2 separate regions of the Mus musculus genome follow, and region 1 is linked to region 2. Evidence: chromatin loops called from intact Hi-C (ENCODE). Cell type or tissue: heart. All regions are shown on one strand.

Region 1 (8,000 bases), 210 kb after region 2:
ATGAATACTAACGTTTTCTTCCCTTCCACTTCCTTCAGACTTCAACTATCTACACATACAGCCTCAGCCTTGAGTCTGAGCTCCTCACGTTCCCCTAAGTGGCTCTGGTTCTCAAGGCTGCCCCCTCTCCTGGAGCCCACTGCTCACACTAGATCCTTTAGTGCTGGTGCTCCTGGGTAACTTAAATGCCGGCTGCTGGGTCACTTCAGGTGGGAAGGATAACTCCTGGTAGTGAGGGAGCCAGCATGACTGGGCCCAGCCTCTATGGAGGGGCCCTTGGAAGTCCTACTACTCACTCTGTTCCTAGGAGGACACACAGGCCATTGCTACCCTCATTGTCATGCAGGGTTCTGGCATTCAAAAGGCTTAGCCGCTGCTGACCTTGACTTTAAACCTCTGAGCCCTATGCCCTCACAGTGGCATAGTCTCCATCTGTTAGTCCACAATGCACAGTCACCAAGGATACTCAAGCCTCCCTCTGGTCCCTGGCTCCCAGCATCTGCTGGTCTATCCTTTATCAAGACTGTAAACCATCAGGCATGCTCTAGGCACTTAATTTTCATGAAATATTAGGTCCTCTTATTGTCAGGCAAACAGAGGGGTTGATGACAAATTCCTCTCCCCTCACTGACACCGGCACTAGTCAGAACATGATGCATAGTTTCCACGAGGCTGGCCATCACGGGGAGGGGTGTGTGCTGAAATTGATGAGGACAGCACATATCCAGGAAGATAAACATGCAGAAATGTTGAGGACAGGGAGGGGCACCACGGTGGGTGCTTGCTAAGTACCTTGGAGTCTCACCATCCATGGGTGGGGCCTCATTACTGCCCTATGCTCTAGGAAAGCCACCCAGAGGCCTTCTTCTTGCCTGTGCCCACAGCACTTAGGAAGGAAAGGAGGGAGGGAAGGAGGAGAGAGAAAGAGAGAGAGAGAGAGAGAGAGAGAGAGAGAGAGAGAGAGAGAGAGAGAGAGAACTTTTGCAAGGGGCTGGGAAGATGATCCAGTCAGTAAAGTGCTTGCCATACAAGTGTGAGGACCTGAGTTCGAATCCCTAGCATCATGTAAAAAGCTGGATCCAGGGACATGTACCTATAATCTCAGAGCTGTGGCAGAGACAGGTGGATCCCTGGGCCTTGTTGGTCAACCAGTCTAACCGCGTCAGCAAGTTCTGGCATTTGTACATGCCACTAATCCCAGCACTTGGGAGGCTGAGGCAGGCAGATTTCTGAGTTCAAGGCCAGCCTGGTCTACAGAGTGAGTTCCAGGACAGCCAGGGCTACACAGAGAAACCCTGTCTCAACAAACAAACAAACAAACAAAAACAAAGTAGGTAGTGAAGAGTGATAGCTAAGGCTGTCCTCTGGCCCTCAATTCATGTACAACAGTGTACCTGAAAACACACACACACACACACACACACACACACACACACACACTTGCATAAGAACAGTTTCGTATAAGTGCATAAGGCATTTCAAGCATATTCTCCCCATAGCCTAGTTCCCTCTACCCTCACTATCACCCCACCCCACCCTCACCCCTAGCCCCTCCCCCACTCCCCTTGATGGCCTTGTTACTCTCATGTCACCTGTGCAGATAGGGTTCTATGCACCTATAAAGTCAAGGTCTCACAGGTGAGAGACAGAATGCAGTATTTGTCTTTCTGAGATCGATTAATTAATTTTCTTACTGTGATTAGTTTGTCACATTCATCCAACATGATACTAGATGAAACTATAATCAGGAAGACAAGGGTGTCCGCTTTCCCCACACTTGTTCAACACAGTGCTTAGTTTCAGTCAGCACATGAGATTATGGCAGGGGGAACACATGAGATACAAATAGCAAGGGAAGGAGTCAGAACACCCTTATTTGCAGATGACATGGATGAGACCCTAAAGACTCCACTGGAAAACTCTCTAAGTTGAAAACCACTTGCAGCAAAATGACAGAATACAGAATGAGCACACAGAAGTCAGTCACGTTCCTGTGTACCAGTAACATGCAGAGAAACTATGAAAGCAAACTGGGCATGGTGGTACATTCCTGGGATCCCAGCCCTGAAGGAGGAGGCAGGAGGACTGGGGACTAAGGCCAGCCTTGGCAGCATAGTATTGCCAGGCTGGCGCTCTGTGAGTCCCTCTCTCAGATAAGTGAGGGATGGGAGCCCGGGGAGGCAGTCCACTCACAGGCACTGCAGAAGGCCTTCCCTCAGAGTCGGGTCCATGTCGTCCCATGTGTGGTTCACTTGCCTCCCTTTGGCAGAAAGGATAGAGGTAATGGTGCTTTCTGCTGAAGCCCTCAAATTGCAGACTGGGAGGATCCTTGCCTTGGCCTTGGGGCAGCCCACTGCTAGGCCAGCTGGCCTGCAGTGTATGTGTAGGGGAGATAATCCCAGATGTTCTTCTGTTGCACTGTGGGCACTAGGAGACCTCTCTACATTCTCATCTCAACAGCCGCTGGCTGCTGGAAACCCGGAAGTGAGGTGTTCCGACTGACCTCAGTGCAGAGGTTGCTTACGTCGACATAGTAGCAGCATTGTTCTCTGCACAGCCAGGGCGCTTGTTCAGAGGGTCCCTGATGGTGAACCCGGGGTCCCTTTTGGAAAAGGTTGTAGCAATATCAGAGAGTTCCTGTGTCTGTGGCCCACCATGGGAAATGTTGTCGTTCTGAGATGAGCTTGCTGTTCACGAGTGACCATGCCAGTGGACACTCCGGTCCTTAACCTGGCAAAGAGCCTGTCCCTGTTAGCCAGCACTGTCCTTGTTTCCCTGAAGCTCTTCCTTGTGTCTATTTTCCTGTTTTGCAGCACAGGGGATTAAACCTGGTATCTTATGTGTGTTAGGCAAATGTTCTTGATCTAAAGCCACAACCCAGGAGAGTCAGGATACATTCCTGCTGTTTTTAAAAATAAGTTGAACATGGCCAGGTGGCATATGCCTTTAATCCCAGCCTGATGTATACAGTGAGGTGCGTGATACCCAGTTATACAGAGAAACTGTCTCAAAAAACTTAAAAAAAAAAAAAAAGCGAGGGTTGGGGGGGGAGCTGTCTTTGTAACATTGCTTCTGGCCTTACTTTGCCTCCCAGGATGCCTGGGAGACCTGTTAAACACTGGATTGATCTCACTAGACTTCATGGGCCCTCCCTGGACCTTGCCTCCCAGCCTGGAGAATGTATCCCTGGTCATGACCCCCATTCCAGACAGGTCCACTGTGACATGAGGCTGTTTCTCTAAGTTTCATCTTTGAAATAGCCTCATAACACTAATGTAGTCAAACGAGTGCTCCATTTCCATGACATCACTCTGACCAACAGCAAGTAGGAAAGAAAGGGGTTTGTTGCCTTACACGTCCAAGTTAGGTCCATCCCTGAGGCAAGCCAAGACAGGAACTCAAGGCAGAAGCCACGGAGGGCATTGCCTGCTGGTTCACGCTCAGCTAGCTTTTCTATGGGGCATGGTGCCACCCGCAGGTCCTGCTGCATCAATTAACAATCAAGACAATCCCCCAAACTGGCCCACAGGCCATTCCAATCTAGACAGTCCCTCCGTTGAGGGTCCCTTAATAGGAACGGAGACACAAGTCCATATCTAAGCTACTCCAGTCCCCATATCGGCCATGGAGAGGAGAAGCCACATCTCCTTGAGCTTCAGATTCCCTAGCTGTGATACAAGAGTGAAGAAGGGCTGAGGCAGGGAAGGGTGCCTAAGGGTCTAAGGGGTGTGCGTTTTCTCTGCAGAGCACTTGGCAGATGCTGGCACTGTGCTGATGTGAGCCGAGTGCCCATAGTGCACTTGAGAAAGAAGAAACAGTATGACAAAAAATATTTAGAAGGAAAAGGACTTGGAGGGGGAGGCAGTTCTCCAGGCAGGAACCTCACACACTTAATGGAGTTTCCATCTCCACATCGCCAGTGATTGTGGGCCTCAGTTACCTGCAACAGAAACCAAACCCACGTTCCTTTCTTCCACTTGCAAATGAGGGGTGGGGTGGGGGTGGGGGCAGTGCTGGTTAGAATCTCTTCATGATGACCAGAGAGCAGGAAGGGCCCAGGACAGTTGCCTGTGACAAGGGGTTCCCTTATGCTGAGCTGAGGAAAGAGGCTGTGGCGTGTGACTCTGTGTGCCTATGTTGTATGTGTACAGATGTATGCATGCACTGTGTACATATGTGTGTGTGTATGCACAAGTACATATATTGTATGTGTGCATGTGTGTCCACATGTGTGCAGCCTTGGGCCCTTGGTATGAACTCTTGAGTTTCATCTCAGCCTAGCCTCAGGACCAGGCTACCAGGCATGGCTCATGTGGTTGTGGTCTTCCCTATCCTAGGAGCAGCTGGCCGATCTCAAGGAAGACCTGGACAGGGATGACTGTAAGCAGGAGGCCGAGGTGGTCATCTACGAGACCAACTGCCACTGGGCAGACTGCACCAAGGAGTATGACACACAGGAGCAGCTGGTGCATGTAAGCTCTGTCCCCAGCTCCCACCCAGGGATGCAGAGCCCCAACCACAATGGACCTAGAGCCTTCCAAGGCCTGTGCTTCAAAGGGGTTGAAGGGGGACCCCCACCCCTAGAAAATGGGAGGTATGGTGACCAGGTGCCTTGGAGGCCCTTCACCCTACCCCAAACACATATGTAGTATATGTGAAGATCCAAGAAAATACAGAAGTGTGAGAATAAGGGGAAGGAATAATGAAGAACACACACATACACACACACACCACAGGAGGTGCACAGCAAAACTGGGTGCTCTGAACTGCAGTCCGCATGCACATGAAGTTCATTCTAGAACTTGAATCTATATTTCCAATCTCTTTGCAGCAAGTGAAGGCAGAGGTAGCAATCAGAACTGTGCATTGCAGGTTCAAGCACTTAGGTTGGGGAAACGGGGACAATGCTTGGGCTAGGACTGGGCTCAAGCAAAAATACAGAGGTGACAATGTAAAAAGATGTGTTCTGTGATTGAGAGACTGCTCAGTGGACAAAGTGCTTGCAAGGCCTGGCTCCAGTTCCTAAGAACCCTTTACAAAGGGGGTGGGGTGGGGTGGGGGGTGTCAGATGCCTTTAATCCTAGTACTGGTGAGGCGGCCAAGAAAGATGCATGCCAACACCCTAGCCGGCCTGATGAGTTACAGACCAGTGAGAGTCTCTGCCTCAGTACCCAGTGGACAGGATCCCCTAGTTAGACTCCTGCTGTGACCTGAGGAGGACTGTTTTAGGGATATCTCTGTGGCCCTAGGGGATCACTCCTACCTGGCCCTGGAAAGCAGGCTGCTCTACAAAGAGGACCTGCCTTTGCCTAGCACTGCTTCTCTGCTCTCTGGGAAGATGGATGGCAAGCCAGACTCCCCGTCCATTATTAACAATTTGTCGCTAAGTAAACCAATAAGAAAAAAAATGAAAGGCGTAGTCAGGAAGCATTTTTCTCATTTGAAAGGCTTTGTGAATGGAAAGGGAGGCTGATAGGAGAAGATTTTTCTAGACGTTCAAAGGGCTGCTGTCTTACAGGCTCCCAAGGTGGTGGTATCTATGCTGACAGTTGGGATGCTGCACAGGGCATCGGGCCAGTGGCCTTTCCTCTTCTAGGACATGGTGTTACCAGAGCATGTTACTCAGCTCCTTGATAGCAGTGTAAATGGCAAATGTATTTGTCTGGGAGAGACTACAGCTCACGGGTTTACGTTTTCCAGGAGTACCTTGTAAAAATACAGAGGCAGAAGTCAGGCTGTGGCTTTGTTGTGACCTTGGCTGACCCACCTCACTCATCGGGGCTGTTTAGCCCCAGTGTCAGCCAGGCACTGGGCCTAGAGCCCGAAGCTGAGAGTCAGGATCTGGCTCTAGCCTCCCTCAAAAACGGAGCTGAGGAAGCTCTATTTTCCACTGATAGGATAACCTCCTTTATACATCTCACAAGCCGGAGGATCAGTATGTCTGCTTCACTGCACACTTAGCTTGTACGTCAGCATCCCCATAGTCACCATGTCCACACAGGTCAGGCCCTGAGCTTCAACTGGATGTGTGGACTCCTTTAATCATCAGTAAACTTAGAGGAGGAGCCAGAGAGATGGCTCAGTCGACAAGTGCTTGTCATACAAGCCTAAAGACCGGAATTCGGATCCCCGACAGCCACATAAAAAGCCAAGTGCAGTGGTGCATTTCTATAATCCCAGCATGAGGAGGCGCAGACAGAGGCTCCCTGAATACCACTGGCGAGTTGATCTTGCTGAATTAATAAACCCAGGAGAACGGAGAAACCCCGTCTGAAAGAATCCAGGGGGAAAGTGACAGGGTGACACCTTGTGTTGATCTCTGGCCTCTATGCACACCTGTAGACACAGCACATACACATACAAACATGCACACACTCATATATCACATAGAAGTATTTGGGAGGGGTCTCATGGGTGATAGACAAGTATCCTACCATTAAGCTACACTCCCCCCATGCCCAGTTGGCCCTGTCCCAGGGGCAGGAGCCATGTCATTCCTCCCCCACCAAGGCCATGAGGGGCTCGGCAGCTGTCCTCAGCCCCATCCACGAATGTGCTGTGCACACATAACCCCCACCCCCCACCCACACACAGATACACAGTCACTGCAGTGCTCCTCACCAAGGCGGGTGCTACATAGGCCCCAGGGTAGAGACTTTGGCATAGGATGATGGTCCCTGAGGGCAGGAGGTGGTCTGTGAGAGGAGGGGCTCTGCACGGGATGGACCCAGATGAAGAGAACGAACCGTGCTCACCTTCCCACCCTGCCTTGTCTTACCGCCCTCCAGCATATCAACAATGAACACATCCACGGGGAGAAGAAGGAGTTCGTGTGCCGCTGGCAGGCCTGCACGAGAGAGCAGAAGCCCTTCAAGGCCCAGTACATGCTGGTTGTTCACATGCGCAGACACACGGGTGAGAAGCCACACAAGTGCACGGTGAGCCTCCTCCCCCTGCAGAGACGCTTGGACACGGCTGGGCCCTGTGTCCCTTGACCCCTTGCTCTTCCTTATGGTCCCAGTTAGTGCTTTCTAATGACCAATAATATTGAACTGGCTATTTGTATACTTAAAAACATCTTAATTACATTTATTTATATGGCAGAGGAGGAGAAAGGGGTGAAATAGAAGTCGGAGAAGAGCTTGTCAGGACCTTTTCTCCTTCCGTCATGTGAGTCCCAGAGACACATCCAGGCATCGGGGTTGACAGCAAGCCCCTTTATCCACAGAGCCATCCCCCCAGCCCCTATTTGTACAACTTCTTTGGGAATCAATACTTGTTATTTTGTTGCTTGGTTATAAGAATTATTTTTGTAACCAGGCTCCAGATCATTATCAATCATACAGTTTTTGCAAATATTTTTTCACTTTTGTGTGTTGTCTTCACTTTCTTGATAGTTTCCTTTGAAGCATAAAAGCTTGATTTAGCAAAATCCAATTTTTAGCTGCCAAATCTAAGAAATGATTACCTAACCCATGGTCACAGTGGCTTAGCCGACCCTCCTGCTTTGGTTCTTATAAGAGTTTGGAAGGAGTCAGGGACAAGCATAGCTCAGATGGTAAGAGTGCTGGCCTGGCATGTGTGAGCCCTGATTTCCATCCCCAGGCCACATACACTGAGGTGGTGGTGTATGCTTATAACCCCAGCGCTTGGGACATGGAGGCAGAAGGGCCCGACATTTAAGACCATCCTTAGCTACACTGAGTTTGAGGCCAGCCTGGGCGCTATGAGATCCTGTCTCAAAGATAAAAACAAAACAGGAACTGGAGAGATGGCTCAGCATTTCAGAGTGCTCGCTGTTCTTCCCAAGGATCCAGGTTCAATTCCTGGCACCAACATGGTGGCTTCCAACCAGCTGTAACTTCAGCTCTTTGGACCAGGCACACATGTAATGTGCAGACATACATACAAACAAAGCTCCTGTACACATACAATAATAAGATAATAAGACTATGGAGTAATCCAAACTTTCATATGCAGGTTTATAAAACAGGTTTATA
Region 2 (8,000 bases):
AAAAAAAAGATATATCATTGCCTGACAGTGTCACAGACATTGTAATGCCTTGTTTTGATGTGTTACCTTTGAGTGGTGACAATGGCTTGAAGAAACCACACTGCCAGTCATATAAAAATCTAAGACATATAGTACTGAGCACGTAGCGCAGTAGACAGCTAGCCTAGCACTTAGGAAGTACCACATTTCATCCCCTGCATGCATCAAACTGTATAGTTCATGCTGCATACCTAGAACCCCAGCATTCAGGGCTGGAGGGAGAAAATTAGAAGTTCAAGGCTATCCTTGGCTACATAGTGAGTTTGAGAGTAACAGGGAATCCTGCCTTCAAGAAGTTTTTCTTTTAATGTACCCTCTCCCTAAACTCCCACACAAATATGGGGATGGAAACATGGTTCAGAAGGCTCTGAATTGCAGACAGCTTCCCCGGGGAACAGGGTTTCACCCATTCAGATGGTGTCTTAGTCAGTGGTCTATTGCTAAGAGGAGACAAAATGGCCAAGGTAAATTATAAAATAAAGCATTTGATTGGGGCTTGCATAAAGTTTTAGAGGGTTAGTTCATTATCATAATGGCAGGAGGAGGAGAGGGAAAGAGAAGAGGAGGAAAAGAAGAGGGTATTGGTGGGTTTTGAAACCTCAAAGCTCACTCCCAGTGACAGACCTTTTCCTACAAGGCCACACCTCCTAATTCTTCCCAAACAATTCCATTCACTGGTAACTAAGCATTGCAGTGGATGAGACTACAGGAAACATCCTATTCAAATCACCAAGAAGGACAAGAAAAGCCATTTCCACTTCCTCCATCCCTGTCCATCTTTATCACTATGAAGCATAGGGAAGGAGGGATGCTGTGGGTGCTACTCACCATGGTGGGTGTCACGACACTAGCACTGGCTACACAGAAAGCTGCAGAAGAAAGCCGGACTTGACTAATGCCCTACACTGAGTATAAGCTCTGGGATAAGCGAGCACCTCTTCTGACCATCTGCAGACAGTGGGATGTGCTGTTTTCTCAGCTCCCCTCAAACCCCAAACATTTCCACCTTCATCTCTGCTACCACTGTCTTGCCAAAATAAGCCAGGAAGGTTTGGTGAGGGCCTGGATTCTGGCAGGAGTTGAGCTGGTCCGAGAAGAAAAACAGAGAAAGAGCAATCTCTCCCTCTTTCTCCAGATGCTGATTTGTTTAGATTTCTCCACAAACTTTACAACGCAAAGAAACCCACAGAGACAAGCTTTAATGAAGTAATCAGCTGACTCCGCTAATATTCCAGCCAGGAGAAAGGAGTCCTGGCTTCACAGGGCCCATATGAATGGCGTCATTAAATGCAGCCAAGGGAGGGAGAGGGTTCACTTTTGCTGTCTATGTTCGGAAAGCTCAGCGGGAGTGAGAAGAAGCAGCCGGGAGGAGTGACCATCTGATGTTCTGACATTTAAAGGAAAAAGCCAGCCTCCTTCAGATATCTCTTTCTGTTTTTCTGGGGTTTGTTTACATGTATTGGGGGCGGGGCTCAAATGTCACAGATGGTACGTAGAGGTCAGAGGACAATCTGCTGGAGTCTGTCCTGACTTTACGTGAGTCCTAGGGATCCAATCAAGTCAGAATAGATCCACACCAAGTGCCCTGACTTCTGGCCCTTCTCCATGGCCTTTATCCCACATTTTCCGTACTGACTTCTGTAAGGTTTTATTTTTATTATTATTCTTTTTGTTTTTAAAGACAGGGTCTCATTGTATGACCCTGGCTGGTCTGGAACTGGCAGTGTAGACCAGGCTAGCTTCTCACCCTCAGAGGTCTGTCTGCCTCTGGAGTCTTAGGACCGAAGGCACTTGCCTAACTTAGGTTTCCTCTGAGATTGAAAGAGAGTCCACCCTACAGGGAAACTCTTTGAACAGGAAGGTAAACAACTCAAAATAGCTTCAGGAAGGCCCTGGAACTTACCAGAATCACTAGGCCCCTCCCTGCCAGCATAAATAATAAAAGTTGAGAGTCTCCCTCACATGAAGAAATTGGGCTGCCAAGGAGACGCTCAGACAAGCCAAAGGGGCAAAGTCTGGACACCAGAGCAGCAGCCTGAAAGAAGCAGACAGCGGCTGGTTGTCTGGAAGAGGTTTAGCCCCACTGAGGCATGGAGAGCACAGGACACTCTCCAGTCTGTTGAGCCGCCTGGTGCACAGGTTCCCAGCTTGGTAAGCTGTCCCCACACTGGGGTGGGCTTCAGTGTGCAGCTGGTCTTTGAGTCATTTCCGTTCCTGTAAGTAACTCCTCATCCACAGCCTGTAAGACACAAACCTCATGGGTTCACCAAGTCAGACTGCAGTGGTATCCACACTTTGGACTATTGTGGGTTCCTCCCTGGGTGTGAGGGGCAGAGAAGTAGACACAAGCTGCATCTTCTCAGAAAAACGTCCTGTCACACCCCACCATGTATCGCCACACCAGAAAGTTTTCCATTTGAACACCTTGTCACCTCCCCACCCCCACTCCCCCTGACTTCCAACCTGGGAAGATGACTTTGGGGAAGACAAAGTTAGCATCAAATCCTTGTAGCATCTCTGCCCTTCCCCGCTCTAGATCAAGAAGGAAGGTAACAAGAAAGGAAGAATGGGACACAGCACTTCCCCTTCTGTTAAAAAGTAAGTCAAGGTCAGTAAAAGACTAGGCCAGCAAAGGTGCTTGCTGCGAGCCTGGGTGGGGTCCTCAGCACCCACATGACAGAAGGAGAGAAACAGCCCCCTCTGCCCTGTCCTCTGACTGCTGCCAGAGGACTGTGACCTCACACCCTGTCCCACAAAATCAATATGTGGAATATAAACTTTAAATGTAAAACTCAGGGTCTTGGAAGTGGACCTCGGAAGGAGAGTATCCATAGCATTTGGAATGCCTTGGGCTATTTCATAAAATAGATACTGACTTGCAGAAACAAATAAAGCTAAGGGAGAGCCCACGGTGTAAACTGTGCCGTCCACCAACAGTGATCCAATCAGTGAGTAACATGGGCTGAGAAGGAGCTTTCTCTAAGGCAGGGTGGAATTGGTCTGGAGGCTTGGTTCTCTTGCTTTGAGAAGGAGGGGCTCGAAAGAGATGTGACCAACATTCTCAACAGGACACCTCTATTTAAATGGACCGACCTTAGATTATTGTGGGCAAGTTTCTAAGCGTCCTCAGGCATCAGTCACTCCACCTTTAAAAGGAGGATACCCTATGGCAGGCTAAGCAATACAAAGGAACTAGACCTCAGGAAGAAATATAAAGAAGTCCCGCGGGCAGCTTTCTAAGAGCAGAGCCCAGGAGAGGAAGCTGAGTCCCATGGCTTGGGAGGGCACGGCCATTTGCTGCCTGCTTGCTTCTTGGAGTGGACAGTTCTGGACTGTATGGAAAGCCGGGGCTACTTAAGCAAATGCTTTCATGAACAGCCTCATCTACACTTTGGCCTGCAACTTCGGTGAGCCTAATTCTTCCTTCTCCCTCTGATTACTTCCATCTGGCTGCAGCAGCTTCAATGGAGTCTCCGGGATTAAAAAAAAAAGAGAAAAAAAAGAAAAAGAAAAAGAAAAAGAAAGAAAGAAAGAAAGAAAGAAAGAAAGAAAGAAAGAAAGAAAGAAAGAAAGACCCCTCTCACTGCAAAACATAAGCAGCAAGCCTAAGGTTGGCGTCACTTGTCGCCGGCGTGCTCTCAGATGGCGGCGTGAGCGAGCCATGGCGAGGGGCGCCTGGGACCCCGGGCACCTGCACTAGCTGCCCGGGCGACGAGGGCCTGCGTGAATCCAGTCTTGCTTCCCAACCCACGTGTCTTCCTTCTGCTACGGCGCACAGAGGATCCGGGAGTTTTGGGAACAACCAGCGGAGGGCTGAGGGGGTTGGGAAGAAAGGGGGAGTTCAGATATTGAAACCAGCAGTCGCAGCGCCCGAGCTCCGGAGCTCATCTGACTTGAGTTAGCAACCCCCCAACCCGGCGCCTTAGAAAAAGTGTTTGAGACTGGCGTGTGCTCCTGTAGCTGGAACTTTCTGGTAGGGGTGCTTTATTTCCTCCGAACTGGGTTGGAAGAATCTGCGATAGTCCCAGCTCTTCTCCTCCAGAGTGGCGTCTGGGTCGTCACCCCCCACCCCCACTCCCTAACTCCTGGGTTCTCTGGTCCCCCGCTGGAACTTTCCGAAGGGGTGCTTTCCTTGCTGGAGCTGAGGTGGGGGAGAGTCTGTGTTCGCCCGCTGGCAATCCCCCTCCAGGGTGGTGTCCCCCCACCCCCAGCCTCAGAGGCAGGGTGCACGCGGCGGGGCGGGCAAGCTAAGGACGCGACGATCAGGGTTTGCCCAAGCTCAGCGCGCGGGGGCGCTGCGCCATCCCAGAGACGCTGATGGATTGCATGAGTGCCGGCGTTCGCCAGCCGAGGCAGCACGGCTCCGCGGACTTTTTTTCAAACTCCTCTCATCAATGAGACTTCGAGGAGGAGCGGGAGGCGGCGGCGGCGGCTACAGAGGACGCGGAGGAAGGCGAGGAGGAGCCAGAGGAAGGAGCACGGGTCGTGCGTAGCATCGCAGCCGCCCGGAGCTGCTGGCCTGGTGTCCTTAGGGACTGCCCGAGTCCCCCGCCCGCCTTGGTCCCCTCCTCTGCCTGGCCAGCCCCGCCCCGGCAGCCGGAGCCCCCGCACTCGGCAGCCCCACTCCAGCCAAGTTGGGATGGGGCCCTGCAACCACTGCCCGGCGCCCGAGAGGCCACCTGCATGCTAGAGGCAAACTTTTGTCTCCTCGGTAAAGTTGCATTGGCCTTCCCACCCTTCCTTTTTTCTTTTCTTTCTTTCTTTCTTTTTTTTTTTTTCCTCCCCTTACTCTTGGTGGCGAAGCACTTCCTAGCCTGGCCAGCTTCGGCTGAGATGCTGTGGCGGTCTTGGAGTGTCTCTCATCCGTTTACCGGAATCGAGATCGTGACACTGATTTTAGGGGGGCCGGCTAAAGAAGGCAACCCTGATTAGTGCCCTGGTCCAGCAGCGGCAGGGCTTAAGGAGGATCTTGGGGATCAGAACTCGTGGCCGGGGTCGATTTTATTACCACAGCCCTCCACTTGAGGGGAAGTGCTTCTTGTTCTTGGGTTGCTCGGGTAGGCCGGTCTTTGACCGGTGGTACCGCTTGGAGCCTGGAACTGTTTGGGGGCGACGTGGGGGCTGGGGTGCGCCGAAGCTCCCTTAGATGGGCAGCTGGGAGCGCGCCTGTGGGACTGTGCGGTGTGCTGCAACCGCCGCCGGCCACTTGGAAACTTGCAACTCTACTTCTCCGCGCTGCGAGTCCGCGTCCAGGAGCCAGTCTTTTCTTTCTTCCTTCTTTCCCTCTCGTTGAACCCTGTTGCCCCTTCCCTCCGCCGCCAGTCTCTGGACCTCGGTTCTGGCTTCCTTACCTTTCTCTCTTATCCTAGGTCTCCAGATCCCCTTGACTTCCAGAATGGATCCACGCGTAATCCTTCGCCGAGGGATCGGTTCCCCCTACTCCTCGCTTTCATCCTAGCCCCCACTTAACACCCCCCAAGCAATCTCTCAACAAGTATATTTGCTGAGGAATTTGAAAAATCCACTACTGCAACTTGATCTGTGTGTGATGGATGAGGAGCGGCGCGGACAGAGTTGGGCGCCAATCCTATTAAGGGTTTAGAGAGAGGGGAGCGTTTTTTTTCCTCCGGGATTGGGGGTGGGGGGAGGGACCGTGTGCTTGAGTGAGTTCGAGAGGGCTCCCGCCGCGCCGGGAGCTGGAAGTCCACCCAACTGGGCTCCTTTTCAGCCCGGCAGCAATTGCTCTCATTTCCTAGGAAACCTGACTTTTAGAGCTTGAGGACACTAAGGATGGAGCCCTTGCGCTTCACCTCGAGTGACCTGGCTACAGAGACGCAAGGAGTTTGTGGGGATCCCCCAGGGCGCCTCTCCTTCCAGGCTTTGTGTGTGTGTCTGTGTGTGTAACTGTCCTGTGATTCCCAGAGCCGATCCCAGTTGGAGCAGGGGTAGGAGAGACTTCTCTTGGTAGTCTCATCCTTCAGAGACTGGGAAGGGATGGGTTCTGTACCTCTCTGTTCCCCAGCTGGGGCATCCTTCATCTTGCTGTTCGGTGGCCGCACGATGTCCTGGGCCCCTTGCCCCTCCGCCCTCGCTGGGCGTGTAAAGGTTTAATCCCCACAGCTTCAGATAAAGGGAACAGTTGTAAAACGCTCATATGCTGTTTGCAGACGAGGCTCTGGGGGATGTTGGAGAATTTGAAAGTAAACGTTTCCCTCGCAAGCGGCATAAAATAGTGTTTAAACAAATATTGTATTGGCATGCTCCGGGGGCTCGGTGCCAAAAAAGAAAAGTAAATAAACGGTGAAATCCAAAATATACAGCACGGGGGGGATAGCGGGCAGAATAGGCGGGCTTGTCACAAGTCTCCCTGATGTTATCTGTTTGTTCTAGCCACCTCTCCTTCGAGCCCCCTCCCCGCCCATTTCCTCACCTTGGCTGCGGTTTCCCTTTTTGAGTAGGCTTCCGTGTGTCTGGGGGACTAGCCCCTTCAATGGCTCAGTTGGTCTGGAATTGGGGAGGGAATACATTGTGTTCCTACCTGGATTGGTCTCCCCCAAGTAGGAGGAAACATTCCTGATGCTTACTCGCTTTGAGTTTTGAGGCTCTTGCTTTCTCCCAGCTTCTGTTCTATCCTGGGCACTAATCCCAGAATGTCTAATCTAAACCACGCAGACCCCTCCTGCTAAAGGCTTCACTCCTAGAGTCTCTACATCTTGCTTTCCCTTTCTCCAACCAGCTCCTTCTCTCTAGAGGGTTCCAAGAGTTGGGTATGGCCTCTTCAGGATACAGTTTCTACTCAGACGCTGCCTGCTGTATGGAAAGCTCACCTGATGAGTTTTAACATTAATTATGTTTAGGGAGACTTAGGATGCCCCCAAATGTCATGAGGTATTTCCTGATTCTAGGGGGCTTAGAGTCACAACACACAGAAGAAGGTTCTGTGTACTGTGCCCTGTAGGAGATCTGCTCTTGTCTTTGTCCTGTATCTGTGGGAGAGGCCGATGGGAAGCAAGTATCTTCCCACCCAGGGCTGGACTCCTCCATGAACGAACTGGGACTGGGATTGATAGATCTGTTTCTGTGCTTAGGTGGGAACTGAGATGGTGGAAATATGCACAGAATTCAGACTCACTGAGGTCTTCTCCCAAATTCAAGCCGGGCTTGCTTGGAAGGAGGACCACCTTGAAGTGTATATGGAGTTAGCTTCACTTTCTCAGGATGTTCCTTGGGCCTTGCAGGCTTGGAAGAACATTGAGCACTGAGCAATCAAAGAGGGTGTGCTTTTGAGTTGCATAATTGTAAGAGGGTGTGTTTGTGTGTGTGTGTGTGTGTGTGTGTGTGTGTGTGTGTGTGGTTACTGGTCACAGGCTCATTTCCTAGCTGCTGTGGGGGTCTCAGGGGCTGTGTTCTGTAGCTGGCTTGTTTGCACTGCAGCCTGAAAAATACACAAATACTTCACTCTTTTTTTGTACTTCTACAAGAGCCCTGTACACAGTGCAGCCCCTGGGGCTGGATTAGTGAATCCGGGACAGTCTGCAAGCAGGCAGACAAAATTGGATATTTGCCTACACTAAGTACTCTTCTTCCCTCAGCATTCCACTCCCGGAAAACTTCAGTGCCCAGACACTAGCAGTTCCCTTTAAATGAGACCATGAGGTTGTTGTATGCACTGTGAATGCGGCTGTGACCCCTCACACCCAGCTGGCTTGTTAAAGCTCAAAAACAGAGTCCTAAAACCTTGTGGGTGCAGCTGGCCTTCGCTGGTGCAAACCGCAGGGAACAAGGTGGGGCTGCTTTCCCTGTGTCTTTAGGCGGGGGTCTTGGGTGGGAGGTCTACCTGTAGCCTGTTAACTGGCACATCAGGGGCCAGAGGCCAGGTGGACTTCACTGTGGACAGCTGCAGCTGCTGGGCCAGGGCCCATTGAAAGGGAACCCCAGGGAAGCAACTCCCTCCTTTCTTC

Evidence for each region. Hi-C counts contacts between places; a loop is a spot of excess contacts. Peaks named below come from ENCODE experiments on the same cell type or tissue, not always from the same donor. Only the 100,000 strongest peaks of a DNase experiment are listed, where the experiment ranks them.
Region 1: a loop joins it to region 2, with 2.1 times the contacts of the local background. A loop is called at or near these places in 3 of 42 quality-filtered maps.

Annotation. Positions count from the first base shown.
Region 1 is chr1:118,844,855-118,852,854 of GRCm38, reverse strand. Gli2 (GLI-Kruppel family member GLI2) reads left to right here. Exons shown (of 14, transcript NM_001081125.1): 9 at 4,338-4,472; 10 at 6,789-6,938. Among named protein-coding and RNA genes, the nearest start is that of Mir6346, 110 kb to the left of the region's middle. In heart, a CTCF peak has its summit at 3,473 (motif pointing left); no DNase peak of the experiment used is centred here.
Region 2 is chr1:119,050,052-119,058,051 of GRCm38, reverse strand. Gli2 (GLI-Kruppel family member GLI2) reads left to right here and starts at 4,433. Exons shown (of 14, transcript NM_001081125.1): 1 at 4,433-4,750. In heart, a CTCF peak has its summit at 4,338; DNase peaks (open chromatin) are centred at 3,901, 4,441, 5,921, 7,761 and 2 weaker places; H3K4me3 peaks cover 3,976 bases; H3K27ac peaks cover 3,110 bases; H3K27me3 peaks cover 1,895 bases.